Linked DNA regions of Homo sapiens: regions 1, 2, 3 and 4 are each linked to region 5. Evidence: chromatin contacts called from ENCODE Hi-C or POLR2A ChIA-PET data. All regions are on one chromosome and are shown on one strand. The core of a region is the stretch at or near the end of the contact, and the rest is flanking DNA. Distances in the headings are between cores, read along the strand shown.

Region 1 (2,901 bases), core at 19-2,518, 580 kb before region 5:
TGGCCAATCCCCTGATTTTACAAATGTTATTGCTTAGCACAGGGGTCCACTTTTTTTAGTAAAGGGCCAGATAGTAAATATTTTTATTTTTATAGGAGTATTCAACTCCGCTATGGTAGTGTGAAAGCAGTCACAGACAATATGGAAATGAGCAGGTGTGGGTGTTTTCCAGTAAAACTTTGTTTTACAAAACAGGCAATGGTGAATTTGGCCCAGGGACTGTAGTTTATTAACCCTTGGCTTAACACAAGGCTAAGTTTTTAAAATTAGTCTAAATGGGATGGCATGAGGTTTTGAGAGGGAGCATGAAAGTGTCACACGATGGGCTGCCATTTGTACAAATGCTGTTCACAGCAACTGAGTTTCCAAAGGAGCTCACAGGCTTAAAGAGGTCAAGGGAGCACAGTTGAGAAGTAGTGAAGCTCATACTCAAACCCTAGCCTGCCTCATTGCCAGGGTCATTTTTTTCCTGCAACACTTCATATGCTTGAAATCTTTGATCCATTCTGCCATCCTGTTCATATGTGGTCCACCCATGGGGGCTGGAAGGAATTTCATCATCAGACTCCAACATCTAACCCCTCTAGTTCTTTGTGGCTGAGGGGCCATCCCATATTCCTTCTTAGTGCACCACCTCATTAGAGCCCTCAGTGGTTCCTCAAACACCTGTGCACAGTGCTGGGTGCACAAGGGTCACGCATTTCACTGACTGGCTTCCCCAGGGTCAGACCCTTAGTGTGGCCCACCACTCTCCCACAGGGATTTGGCAACACAACATAATGCTTTATATGTTGTTTCTGTACATCCACTCATCCTTCTTTAGGCCGTCATTCAGAGCAAACTCCCTGATGGCGTTTTATTCAGGTTTGCCTTGTTTTATGAGGACAAGATTGAGGACCAGGAGAGGAGATGGGGAGGGACATCATTACCATTGCTCTGTTTCCTATTGTTGTGCCTCTGACTGTACATTTCCTTCATCTCTGTTCCTCAGCCTCCCTTGATCTGTAAAACAGAAAAGGAGATTTAGGCTTGAAAACTGTAGGGAAAGCCTTGATGGGATCGCCTGGGCCACTATTTTTAAAAGACATCTAAAGCCTTCAGCCATTACCAAAAATCCACCGTCTCATGAAAGCAGCAGAGGGCAGAAAAGAGGATTTGTTTTTCTTTTGCTTCTAGTCACCTTTGGCCTTTTGCTGTTAGAACACCCACAGTTGAGAGGCAGGAGGAGGCAGCCACCGGTAACCAGGATCCTTTTGGGATCAGAACCATCCAGAGGCTGCCAGGCCTCTGCTGGTCGGTGGCTTATAAATAGAACATTTCCCCTTTTAAACCTGAGAAGGGTGGAAGGCATTAATGGGCACAGTGGCCTGGCCGCCTATGCACTGGCCCACGAGGCAGTCAGCTGAGTGCAGCATCCCCTCCAGCTTTCTCTCCAGGCCTGCCAGGTCTGAGCTGATAGAGGACAGACACTCTGCCTCCCTCCCTTGCCTGCGTTCCTTCCTGCCCTCCTCCCCACACCCTTTTTCTTTCCCCTTTCTCCTCTCTCCTGTGCATGCAGTTTCCGTGGCCACCACTTTCATCTTCTGAGCCGCAGTCAGGCGAGGTGGTATAATTCTAGCTCTCCCTAGGTGCTGACTTTCTACACCTCACTTTTCATTATGAGTTGCCTGTGCAACACAGTTGCTGTGGTGCATTGAGCTTGAATTACATTTAGTTGAGCTGTAATACCCCAGCTCTAGAATAGCCCTGGCTCGGAGGGCAGGGGGCTGGAGAGAGAAGAAGGGGCAGGAACAGCTTGTTTTTGCAGATATTTTATTATTTGAGTTCCCAGCTATTTTGTTTGATGAGACCCTGGCCCCCAAAGCTATGACTGGTGGTGGTACTCCTTGGACTTGCATGGATAATCAGAAGCCTTTCTGCTTGTCCTAAAAGACACTTGACAAATCTACCCTCTCTCTCAGCTAGCTTTAGACTGGCAGATGCAGCCAGTGTATGCCTCTGCCATGGCCTAATATTCCCCTTTCCCTCAGTGATGTGGGCTCTGTACTGACAGCAGGCTGCAGCCTGAGCAGGTGTGAGCCACCCGTTGCCATCCCAGTTTGGGCTTCAGCCAAGAGACAGTGAGCAGGTCCCTGGCTACATCTTTAACCCCTAAAGCCCAGTGCAAGGGGTTATTGAGACAGAGACTAAAATATTTCCCCCACTGCCACCGAGTACAGGCTTCCAGTTATTGTGGTTAATGTTTATTGAGTACATACTGGGGAGTGGGCAACATGTTCACTGCTTGATATACGTTATGTCATTTGATCCTCCTAAGAACCCTATGAGCTAGATACTATTATTGACCCCATTTACAGATGTGAAAACTGAGACTTCATTCTGAGGGCAAACTTGGTCACTCCCTGCACTGATCAGAGTTGTCAGAGCCTGCAGCTCACAATCGGCATGTAAGATTGAGCAGAGGGTAGAGTAGTGCTTAGAAGTGTTAGCTCTGGAGTATTCCACACGTGGTTTGAAATCCCAGCCTCAAGAATTACTGAGTGTGTGATTTTGAGAAATTAATTTCTCCAAGCCTCAGTTTCTTTGTCTGAAGGTGGGAATAGTTTTAATAATTAAATCTTTGGTTTTTTTGGAAGAATAAATGAGATTAGGATGGACATCCTTTGCTCAATGGTGCCTGGTATTATCGGCAATGATTAAATGTTGCGCTTTATTCTTATTACCAATAATGTCATCATTATCCAAAGCCAGAGCCCGTTTATATAAAAACGTGGCACTGTACAGTCTCTTTAAAGTTCCTCCGGGCATTGCCTTATTTGATTTTCACAACACCTGCATCTTATATGTGAGGGGAATGGGTCAGAGAGGTGAAGTATGCCCAGCTTACACAAGCAGTTTGTG
Region 2 (2,700 bases), core at 102-2,601, 580 kb after region 5:
TGACTATAAATCAAATGTAATAAAGAGGCATCTAACCAAAATAAAATTTAAGCTGTTGTGCCTAAGGTGATCCAAATATACATGAAGAGAAATGTATCAACAGATAAATAACTTGAGTTATGAAATAGGGGTTTGGAGTGGAAAAGAGTCAGGTGAGAGGTCAGCTTGAAAACACCAAATGGGGCATTGTAATATTCCTAATCAAATACTCACCTCCCCTCCCCTGCCACAAAAAGTTGAGAATCAATACTGAGTGAACAGCTTCTTTGAAAAGTGAATCTTTCTACAAAGAAGTTCCAAAAGAGAGATAAAAGATCAACTATACACAACATAATCAAAAGCAAGCCCTGTTGTCATGGTAAGGCCTTATATTCATGTGTAGGGTGTCTAAGTAGCACCAGTAATTTGCAAACACATTGATAAAGGCAATAAATAACAATGATATCAAAGGATGCACTTAGACATTTTGGACCCTCTAAGATATGCCAGGCTCTTTATACTTAAATCTACTGGAGTAGCAGTTCTGAAAGTATTTAACGCACAGCTCTTAACCTACTTGGAGAACATGTACTGTTTTGAAATTTGGATGAACTCTTGGGATCTCTAGAAAATGCAGAGCAGGTCACGCCTGTAATCCCAGGACTTTGGGAGGCCGAGGCGGGCGGATCACGAGGTCAGGAGATTGAGACCATCCTGGCTAACATGGTGAAACCCCGACTCTACTAAAAATACAGTAACAAAATTAGCCGGGTGTGGTGGCGGGCGCCTGTAGTCCCAGCTGCTCGGGAGGCTGAGGCAGGAGAATGGCGTGAACCTGGGAGGCGGAGCTTGCAGTGAGCCTAGATTGCGCCACTGCACTTCAGCCGGGGTGACAGAGTGAGACTCCATCTCAAAAAAAAAAAAAAAGAAAAAAGAAAAAGAAAATGTAGAGCAGGTACATAGAGTTTTGCATACAATTTCAGGGAATTCATGAATTTTGTGAATCCCGTTTGCAGACCTAGGTTAAGAATGGAGGCTTAAAGCAAATCGTGCTAGGTAATAAGGACCTTCACGGAATATAATTTTCCTTTCTGAGTAACTGTTGTCAGCCACCTTGTATCACAATACACATGCCCTTTAGTTTTTTCAGGTGGTTTGCCAGCATTTTTCCTCTTTTCCCTTATATTGGTCATCTCATTTTAATTCACATGGTTGCCATATTCCTTAGCCTTTTATGAAGGTAGTTAAGGTAGACTGCTATATTGTTATTTCCCTTCCTTCTCCACAGTGGCTTTAAAGAGTTTATGTGGCCTCTGTGTCAGAACTACTTATTGCATTCAGGATGAGGCTGACAACCCACAACCTGTGAAGACAGACTGGGGAAATCCACCGGAAAAGGTTTTGGAGGGAACTGCAGATTCGTTGTGAGTAACCAGACCCAGCGAGAGCAATGAATTACATAAGCACAAATGAATATGTCTGCATTTTGATAACCCTTCACCCCACCCGCAGCCAGGCACTTAGTCACTCTTTCCTCTGTGTCTCCTTAACGCTATTATACCTCTATTATAGCTCCTATCACTGCACTGGATTTATTTGTTTACGAGTCTGTCTCTCTTACTAGACTATGAGCAATTCCAAGGCAGAGTCCATGACTTATTTATCTCTGTACCTCAACCCAGTGTCTGGGTTAAGAGTGCAGGCTTTGGAGTCAGAGTGTCTGCACTCAAATCCACGTTCTGTACATTTGCGTAAGATCACTTGGGCTAGCTACTTGACTTATCTGAACCTTGGCTTCTCTCTCCTTCCGTTCTCTCTCTTTCTTACGATGCCTCACTTTCCTTTGTGCCTATAAGTGTCACACTAACAAAGCTTATTGTGAAGAATAAATGAAATAATGCTCAGCATAGTGACAGTCATGTAGTAGTGATTCAGTAATTGGTATCTATTATTATATCTATTAATATTACGATTGATTGTTGAATGAAAATTCCTTTCTTTACTATAGTTCACCTGACTGGAAAAAGCCTTTTTTAGCTTAAACTACTAAAGAACACACTTTTCCCCTACCTCTTTCCTTGTCCCCTCTGTCCCTTTGCTATTAATACCCCTCCCCAGTAACATAGTAATTAATATTCTATTTTATTTTTCTCCACTATATTTATTATCATCTGACATTCTATATGCTTATTCATTTATTGTCTAGAATGTGAGCTCTATGAAGGCAGGAGCTTCAGCTCTTTTGTGTTCATTGTGGAATCCCCATTGCCTATGGCAATGCCTAGCATGTGGAACATACTAAACAAACATTTACTGAATGAATGAGTGAATGGGCACTCACAGACACACACACACCACAACACACATAAAACATTCTCATTCTCTGCTGAAGGTGAGCCTCACTGATTGTCGTTAATGTGCGACATTCAATGTACACCATTCTTCACTTTGCCAAATGGGTAATAGAGCAGCTTTTATCTTTATTTCCCTTTCTTTCATGGCTGGGGGATAGAGGGAAAATATTTTTTAATACTGTTGTAAAAACGGAAATTCTTATTGCTTTAATGTCAAAGCCACACCTGTCAGTGGGGACATTGAATGGGAATCATTGGTGGAAGTCCTCCCTGATAAGTGAGCAAAGGGATGCTGGGGAGAGGGTAGATGAGTTCTGAGTTACTCTGTAGAAGTGGTGGTCGTTGAGAAACTTGTTTCTGTCATTTC
Region 3 (2,874 bases), core at 215-2,714, 550 kb before region 5:
CTGCTTATCTTGTCTCTGGGTTGTCGGACTTTCAGGCTCTGTGTGGTGGCACCTGGCAGTTACATAACCTCCTAGTGCAAGCCCAGCAAACAGCAAATATCTGTTCGTGAGTCCTGGAGAGTTACTCTGATTGGGCAGGCTTAGGTCTTGGGCCATCCCTCATCCAGGCACTGAGTCCAGAGAGTTGATATACTTTTGGCCAGTCTGTCCTGAATCTCATTCTCCACCCCTGGAAAAAGTAAGAAAAGGGTTGCTCTCCAACTCAAAATGAGGTGCTATGCAGAAAAAAAAAGGACTGGGAGCTGGTGGCAAAGAACTAGTCTTTAGCCAGTATGAGGGAGCTGGATTCTCCCTCCTGTGCACTGAAAAAGACTCTGTGACCCTCCCACCAGTATGTGTATGACCTGGCCTGCCTCACCAGGGACAGGATGGGGATCTGTGAAGCAATTACACTCCCCAACCTCTGCCTCTTCTTCTCACCTCCTTGTGTGCTACTCAGGAAGATTATAAGAATTATCTCTCCTGTTCTTTTATCATACATGCTTGTTTAAAATATACTGATTTGTTTAAAAGTCCATGCAAGAAGAGACAAAAGAAATTGTCAGAGCTGATATGGTGGTTCTCATTGCACATTTGAGCTTAAAGCAATTTTTTTAAAAATACAAAAGTAATGGAATAAAATCATACCACAGTCCACCACTTTAACCCAACCACTAATTTAGAGTATTTCCTTTCAGCCTTGTTCATATAAAAAGTTCATAGAAAAAGTTTCTCATAGACATATCTTGTTTTTTTTTATTTGACATTATATAATGCAGGCATTTTCCATGTTGCTTTACAGTCATCGTTGTCATATAAATCGGCGAGGTAATATTCCATCAGGTAGACATACGGTAATTCACTTAATCATTCTTCTATCGTTGGACATTTAGGTTGTCTCCTTTTTTTGTTGTTTTTTCTGCTTTTGCAAAGAAGAGTGTGTGCTGAACGTTTCTGGGGTCTGTAACTTTTCTCGTGCCTTATCTTATTTTCTGAGGATAGACTGTGAGAAATGAGATTACTGGTTCAAAGGGTATAAACGTTTTTAAGACTTTGATACATATTACCAAATTGCTTCTCAAAACTCTTGCATTTGTCTCTCCTGCTGCCAGCAGGATAGGAGAGGATCAGTTTCACTGCATTCTTGCCAGCAAGAGATATTGGAATTTTTAGACATTTTCCTAATTTAATAGGTAAAAAAAATACTTGTCATTTTTGTTTTACTTTGCATTTCTCTAGTTACTAGCAAGATTGGATGCCTTTATGTGTGCTTATTTATTAGTTCCATTTTATGCTGTGCTTTATGTATTGTCTTTTCTTCATTTTAGACCCCAAGACTGCTTCTGAGACAGAAACAGATATCTGTGCTGAATGGGAGATAAAGACCATCACTAGTGCTCTGAAGACCTACCTAAGGTAGGGACTTTCCATTTGCAAGGCAGAGTGCCAGCTAGTTATCATGCAATCAGGAAGAAAGCAGTTTTATTTTCAGACTCCGGAGAGCTGTCGGGTGGGTGTTTGAGATGTGGAAACAGCTTCTGTGTGGGTGCGTTTAGCTCAGCTGGTCAAACCAATCGTAAATCATCCATAGTTGATGGGTTGCCTTTGTGCAGTGACACCCTGAGTGATTTAGGAAACTTTGTTCTATATGAGAAGTATTGTGATAATTAGCCATGAACAGAACCTAAAATGGGGTCTTCCCCGAAGTCCCTGAATAATCTGTTAAGAACACAAGGAATCATGAATCATCTTCTGTTAAGAATGCATGATTACATACCTCATGTATTTTGATAGTTTCATACTTTACACAGAGTACATTGCTGACAATGGTTCTTAAAAATGAGAACTTAATGGAACTCCTTTTTGACTCCTTCCCTTACACTGGACAATATTATTTCTCTGCAGAGACTATTTTCCTTGTATCATTTATATATGATACTACTGTACCCTCTCTATGCCTCCTTTCATTATTAAAGGTTGGGTTATTGACCAGCTGCCTGCATCTTAGTTTCATGAATAGACCAAAATATTTATGCTGGACTTGAAGGACAGGAATACCATAGTTCTTACCAAAAAAGGTGGGACCTAGTCTTAAAAGGAGAGGGGAATGGTCATCAGAAATAGCATAAGTCTCTGTGCAGATTTTTTGAAGATGGAATTGGCTGGAAAGCAAAGGAAGGAGGCCACAGAAAAGGAATTGCTGATGTAGATTTTATTGGCTATTGGGTAATTAGAGTCAAGAGTAAGATATAATGTAAGTGTTAACTAAAACTAGGAGTCGAATTAAGGGACCCAATGAGAATAAAATCTGAGCCAAGAATAATGTATAGTCCTATTGAGAAGTTTCTTATTTGAACTATCAGGAAAAAACCCTCAAGTTTATGGTTAAACATACTCATACCCCAGCAGGTAAAATTTGTTTATATCATACCTAATGTTAGGGGTTCTAGCATTCTGGAGCAATACTCCATAGTGAATTCACCACCACAACACCTACAAAAATCTTTTATAGTGTTTCTAGATGAATTGATTCTAACAACAAGCCGCTGGGAAGATCAAGACTTGCAAATATGTAGTTAGTTGCCTGTTTCTCAGACACATCTTAAAATGCTGTTGTTGATAGATGAGTCACTGACTGAAAAGGAAATCTCTTAGTTTGTGTTAGACTCTTGCATTAGCACTATTTTAGTGTTGACAATGAAACATAGTTGTGTCTATTCATTTAAGAAAGAGAGAGAATAAACATTTTGGGTGAAATCTCAGAACGCTTGCAATAGGGAAACTACATTGTTATTGTTTCCCTGTGATCTTTGTCTTCGAGAAATGTATTACAGT
Region 4 (2,700 bases), core at 135-2,634, 680 kb before region 5:
CCTTCCTCAGAGGGTGTTATATGACTCTGACTTCCATGACTTGAGTTGGGAGACGATACCATAGTTTCTGAATTGCTTTTTGGCTGTTCTGTAAAATAAGTTAGTGGAGAAGTTCTTGGAGTCTTAGAATTCATGTAGTTTGAACTTGTCATGGAGTTTTTTTTTTTCTTTTAATTAAATGAGAGCATGCCTGTTTGCTGTTTGATTCTGGTTTAACAAAGAATGGGGTATGGTGGTTAATGGACTTGATTGGGAGGGTGATTGAGGCAACCCTATTTTTACTCTTTAGTCTGCCTGGTGAAATATGGAGTTTTATTGGTTGAATATACCAGTTTATTTACCAATTTCTAAATATAAAATGAGTTTGTCTTTTTAAAATCAAAACCAAAAATGAGCTATTATGTAATTCTGGATAGAAGAAACAGTTCAACCAGTACATTCCACTTATGTACATTTCTGTTGATTGTGAGATAGAATAGTAAAAATGAAAAAAAAATACATGAAACAGAAGCTATATTTTCATAGTTTGTTATCAATAGTAGTAACAGGTATTTGCATTCTCCTTGAGTCTCACTCATCCCATCAGTGAATAATGCCTTGTCCTTGTGCAGTGTGTTAACATTTGCTTGCTTCTATGTCCCTGATACCTAGCATGATGACTGGCACATAATAGGAACTCAGTCAATATCTGTTGCATTTAAGAGCCATGCAATTTAATATGCCAAAGATGTCTTTGGGCTTCCCGATGTTTTACGACTTCAGTCTCTCATAAAAATGTAAGAACTTATCTGATGTGGTTGGTGATACCTACTTTTTAGACTATTATTATTGCTATGATCCTAATTATTTTAGGAACATTCCTCTAAAAATACTAAGGTTGCAGGCTTTAATAGGTTATGATTCATTCATTTATTAGGATCAGATCCTTTTTTTTTTTTTTTTTTTTTTGATACGGAGTCCTGCTCTGTCGCCCAGGCTGGAGTGCAGTGGCGCAATCTCCGCTCACTGCAAGCTCCGCCCCCCGGGTTCGTGCCGTTCTCCTGCCTCAGCCTCCCAAGTAGCTGGGACTACAGGCGCCTGCCACCGCACCTGGCTAATTTTTTTGTATTTTTAGTAGAGACGGGGTTTCACCGTGTTAGCCAGGATGGTCTCGATCTCCTGACCTCGCGATCCACCCGCCTCGGCATCCCAAAGTGCTGAGAGGATCAGATCCTTTCTAAATAATTGATTAGAAGCTACTTCCAAAACCTTCTTAGAGGGTTGACCCTTGCTTCCTCCCTCCCTCCTCTTTCCAACTCTCCTTCCCTCCCTCCCTCCTTCCTTCCTTTCTTCTTCTCCTTAAGATGCTGGTCTTTCTGGATCCCAGGACATGTATGCTACATGCACAGGGGGGCAGTACAACATTGTCATTAAAGCATGGGCTTTGCTTTAGATTCAGGCACACCTGGGTTCAAGTGCAGGCTTTGGCACTTACTAGTGGTGTGACATTATGCAAGTAATTTATGTGAGTCTCAGTCTTTTCACTTTTAAAAGAAGAAATAATGGTAGTGTCTACTTCATACAGTTATTGTGAAGAATGAATGATAATACAAGTAAAGTCCTTAGCACAGTGGTTAGCACATAATAAACACTCAGTAAATCTACCTGTGGTTTGGGGGCTGCCAGTTGCAGCATCTTCTGGTTTCTTACTTCCTCTGTCTCTCACCTGTACCACACCCAGATTATCATGGCATATTATTAATTCTTTCCATGCACAAAGGTCTTGCAGAAGGACCTCAATGGTTTATTACATCAGAGCACGCATAGTAGTGCAGATTCATATGTTCTGTCTCCAAATAGTAGATTACCATTGCCTTCCAGTGATGGCACTGTGTCCTTGAGTATTGGAAGAAAAAGGGAAGTAGCCCAAGTTCCTCCTTTGTGGATGACCTGGAGATACTCTCCTGAGTTTGACTGTAAGGTGAATCAAGAATATAGACAGGCATCCTTCATTGTTGGTCTTAATGCATGAGATGGATGACTTTATAACATGTAATGATGACCTAGGGTGAAGCTCAGATAGATTCAGAGGAAGACACAGACAACAGAAGTTGCAAACTGGTGGTCCACAGACATGCTTGGTTTGGCTTGAATAGTGTTTGAGGCAACAGTTTAAAACTGAAAAAAATCTTTAACTGCTGATCATGCCTTCCCGCATGCCAGCTACCGGTTGAGCTGAATGACAGATATTTCCTTTAGGTGGGGTGTGTGCTCTCTGTTCTGCCGCAGTCCCCACCATGCCCTGTTGCCCACCTCCCCCATGAAGACGAGTGACAGCTTTTTTGCTTTGCACTTGCACTGTTGTTTTTCCCACAGAGGGGAGATAATTCTTTGTTCTTTGTTTCTATCTGAAAGTAAAACTGCAAAAGAAAAAACCAAGAGCAACATAAGACCAAGTCTATTTTCCTTGGATTAAAGAATTTCTTATCCAGTTTCCCTAATTTTTCTTACTTACCGAGTCTCCGTAGACATTTGGGTCTGTAATCTCATAAACAGACATGGAAAAGGTGTCATTCTCCAAGATTATTCTATGTGGCTTTGGCCATATCTTTGTGTAAATGAAGCTCTTCTGAACCCGAACCATTGCATTGTCCAGGAACTGTTAGGAATTCATTTTCCCAGTAGCACTTTAGAAACAAAGGACCACTTCCCTTCCCTGGC
Region 5 (2,700 bases), core at 59-2,558:
TCAAGGAAGGCCTGCGAGATGACTGTTGAAATGAAGCCCAAATGACAAAGGAAACCTGCCATATGAAGATCTGGACGAAGAGCATTCCAGGGAGAGGAAGAAGCAAATGCCCTAAGGGACAAGCTTGTTATGTTTGAGGAGCAGAAACAAGGCATGTTGGGTATTTGTGGAGTGGAATGAGGTATGAGGTAATTCAGACAGGAGGAGAGGCTAGATTCTGTATGGCATTGCTGGTATTAGTAAGGCATTACTTTTTCTTTTTCTTTTTTGAGACGGAGTCTTGCTGTCTTGCTGTGTCGCCCAGGCTGGAGTGCAGTGGCGCAATCTCGGCTCACTGCAACCTCTGCCTCCTAGGTTTAAGCAATTCCCCTGCCTCAGCCTCCTGAGTAGCTGGGACTACAGGCGTGCCACCACACCCAGCTAATTTTTTGTATTTTAGTAGAGACGGGGTTTCACCATGTTGGCCAGGTTGGTCTTGATCTCCTGACCTGGTGATCTGCCCGCCTTGGCTTCCCAAAGTGCTAGGATTACAGGTGTGAGCCACTGTGCCTGGCCAGGCATTTTTTTTCTTAAGTGTGATGGAAGATGGAGGGGTTAGGCAGGGGAGAATGGGTTGCCAGGAATCAAGAATAAAAGCAGGTCTGTTTTAGTAATCCAGGCAAGAGATGGAGGAAGCTTGGACTAGAAGAGCAGCCATGGATGTGGAGACATGTGGCTTGACCTGCTGATGGATTGGATATGAGGAAAAAGATGGGATGAACAAAAATTGTTAGAGGTGTGTATGTGAACTGGGGTGAAGGATGTTACCATTTACTTATTTGAGAAAGAATGGGAAAGAAATGGGTTTTTGGGGAAGAAACCCCCACAAAGTTCTGTTTTGTTTATGTCAAGTTTGAGATACTTATTGGACAATCATTTGAAGATATTAAGGTGGAGTCGGCTATACAAGCTTCAAGCTCAATGGAGATATCTAGGGCTGGAGAGGGAGTTGTGGTATTATAAGGGTAATGATGATGCTTAATTCCATGGTTCTGAATGAGATCACTGATGGAAAGTGTGTAGATCAAAAGTGGAAGGAAGGGAGGAGAACACCTGGAATATAGAATCATGTAATCTGTGCTGATTTATTTTATTTTAGGATCTGAATCATGCTGATTGTTTCTTCAATTCCTCACCATACCTTGCATTTGTACTTCTGAAGAGTCATATGTTTTTATTAGTTAGGCATTTGGTATAAAAATTGTTACTGTAAGCTATCTGTAATCACATTCTAGAAATCAGTTGGCGGGTAACAGATGCACATATGACCACAGGAAATGCCAAAAACCACTTCCCATGGTTGTTCCTCTTGCATGTACACATCTATTTTTAACACTCATGATTGTAAGGCAGAGCTCTTGTCACTTGAGGGAACTGTGTTTCCTCGTGGAGATCCAAGGCCACTGGACACAGAGAGTGGCATCCCATGGGCCAGCATTTACTGCTGCTGGTTTGTTAACAGAACTCCGACCTCATGGACATTTGGTTGCTTGATGGTTATGTGCTGGGAGTAGGGAATGGGAAGGTAAGTGGTTGCAGAAAAGCAATTCTATAGTTCTGAGGATTTCCTAACATGTCAAAATTTCTCAGAAAGCTTTGCTAATTTAGGACTTTTTGTCTAATTATCGGAAGTATTTACTCATCTCTTTCCTAAGAGCCTGTGCTCAGTCAGCTCTCTCCTAAGTGGAGTTGATTCTTTTCTAACATGTGATGGGTTTTGACTCAATAATGTGAGAGAGGAAACTTGAAGGTTCAAACCCTGACAGCTCCCTGCTGATGCACAGGAACTGTATTTACATGGCTCCCAAATACCCAATTGGAAAACTATTGCTTAACAGGTGGCTTGTACTAGCTACAAATAAACGGTTTATTTAAGGGGTCAAAATCAGCTATTTCAGCTTAGTGTCGTTGCTTTAAAGAAGGACTGTTTTCTAGCCAGAGGTCCTTGGCTTGAATCCAGCTTTAAAACTTACTTGTTCTATTACCATGGGAAAGTCACTTTTTTTTTTGTCTTTAGTTTCATCATCTGTAAAATGGGTATTATTGTCATAGCCACCCCAGAGTCCTATAAGGAGTGACATGTTGCTCTCTAAACCACAAAGTGTGAAATAAACTCTTAGATAGGAGAAATCCCATTTTTTCATTTTGTTCAGAAGAACTTTTGGAAGGGAGGCAAGATTGAGAAAAAAATATTCTCGTCTCCAGGGTTCTCCTGAGTTCATAAATTCTCAACCACAGGGGGACTGGGTTTTACTGGTCATGTCTCACCCTACCAGGCAGGATGTGGGTGAATATAAATCTATATCGTGGTGACTCAAAATGGCCCATTAAGAACTCGTTGGTCTTGGTCATATCAGATGAGGAAGCATTGAGCATCTTTTGGCCTGTGTCATACAAAACCATATTCCCTTTCATACTTCAGTGTTCTGTGCTTTATCTGACTCACTATCCCACACCTTTTCTAGTTCTACTTACAGGAGGTTTTAATGCTCCTTTCTTCAGAGTTAGACTCATGGAAGGAGTCAGTTAAACAATATTTATTGAATTTAAAATGCACAAATCATGGGTGCTAGCAATTACAATTTAGGGGTTTTTACTGCAAATAGACTCACAAAAGCACTCAAAGATACATGGGCAAGACATTGCAGCATGATACTAAAG

The links. A loop is a pair of places that touch in the nucleus more often than their neighbours do. ChIA-PET counts read pairs that join two places held with the same protein, here RNA polymerase II (POLR2A). Pooled maps may share reads with other maps.
Region 1: a pooled map shows a loop between it and region 5 (4-fold over the local background). The contact joins two enhancer-like sites. A Hi-C loop is called at or near these places in 13 of 37 single-sample maps with no recorded cell type and 7 of 50 pooled maps. POLR2A ChIA-PET finds 5 or more read pairs at or near these places in 1 of 52 experiments (OCI-LY7).
Region 2: a map of naive thymus-derived CD4-positive, alpha-beta T cell shows a loop between it and region 5 (3-fold over the local background). The contact joins two enhancer-like sites. A Hi-C loop is called at or near these places in 1 of 168 maps with a recorded cell type or tissue (naive thymus-derived CD4-positive, alpha-beta T cell), 3 of 37 single-sample maps with no recorded cell type and 11 of 50 pooled maps. POLR2A ChIA-PET finds 5 or more read pairs at or near these places in 1 of 52 experiments (activated CD4-positive, alpha-beta memory T cell).
Region 3: a pooled map shows a loop between it and region 5 (8-fold over the local background). The contact joins two enhancer-like sites. A Hi-C loop is called at or near these places in 1 of 37 single-sample maps with no recorded cell type and 9 of 50 pooled maps. POLR2A ChIA-PET finds 5 or more read pairs at or near these places in 3 of 52 experiments (OCI-LY7, WTC11 and activated CD8-positive, alpha-beta T cell).
Region 4: a pooled map shows a loop between it and region 5 (2.4-fold over the local background). The contact joins two enhancer-like sites. A Hi-C loop is called at or near these places in 1 of 37 single-sample maps with no recorded cell type and 2 of 50 pooled maps. POLR2A ChIA-PET finds 5 or more read pairs at or near these places in 1 of 52 experiments (AG04450).

The regions. Positions count from the first base shown.
Region 1 is chr5:143,022,368-143,025,268 of GRCh38, forward strand. The region is part of intron 12 of ARHGAP26 (Rho GTPase activating protein 26); the gene reads left to right. Among named protein-coding and RNA genes, the nearest start is that of ARHGAP26-AS1, 150 kb to the left of the region's middle. Within about 2 kb of position 1,269, at least 8 of the 41 ENCODE cell types and tissues checked have a DNase peak (open chromatin) inside an H3K27ac peak, as active enhancers do.
Region 2 is chr5:144,188,605-144,191,304 of GRCh38, forward strand. All of the region lies in intron 2 of KCTD16 (potassium channel tetramerization domain containing 16), which reads left to right. Among named protein-coding and RNA genes, the nearest start is that of KCTD16, 19 kb to the left of the region's middle. Within about 2 kb of position 1,352, at least 10 of the 41 ENCODE cell types and tissues checked have a DNase peak (open chromatin) inside an H3K27ac peak, as active enhancers do.
Region 3 is chr5:143,053,072-143,055,945 of GRCh38, forward strand. It overlaps ARHGAP26 (Rho GTPase activating protein 26), which reads left to right. Exons shown (of 23, transcript NM_001135608.3): 15 at 1,368-1,455. It overlaps LOC124901097 (a long non-coding RNA gene), which reads right to left. Exons shown (of 2, transcript XR_007058979.1): 2 at 782-1,042. Among named protein-coding and RNA genes, the nearest start is that of ARHGAP26-IT1, 140 kb to the right of the region's middle. RefSeq lists an enhancer at 1,401-1,450. Within about 2 kb of position 1,465, at least 3 of the 41 ENCODE cell types and tissues checked have a DNase peak (open chromatin) inside an H3K27ac peak, as active enhancers do.
Region 4 is chr5:142,922,932-142,925,631 of GRCh38, forward strand. The region is part of intron 10 of ARHGAP26 (Rho GTPase activating protein 26); the gene reads left to right. Among named protein-coding and RNA genes, the nearest start is that of ARHGAP26-AS1, 55 kb to the left of the region's middle. Within about 2 kb of position 1,385, at least 3 of the 41 ENCODE cell types and tissues checked have a DNase peak (open chromatin) inside an H3K27ac peak, as active enhancers do.
Region 5 is chr5:143,604,168-143,606,867 of GRCh38, forward strand. No RefSeq gene overlaps it. Among named protein-coding and RNA genes, the nearest start is that of MIR5197, 74 kb to the right of the region's middle. Within about 2 kb of position 1,309, at least 7 of the 41 ENCODE cell types and tissues checked have a DNase peak (open chromatin) inside an H3K27ac peak, as active enhancers do.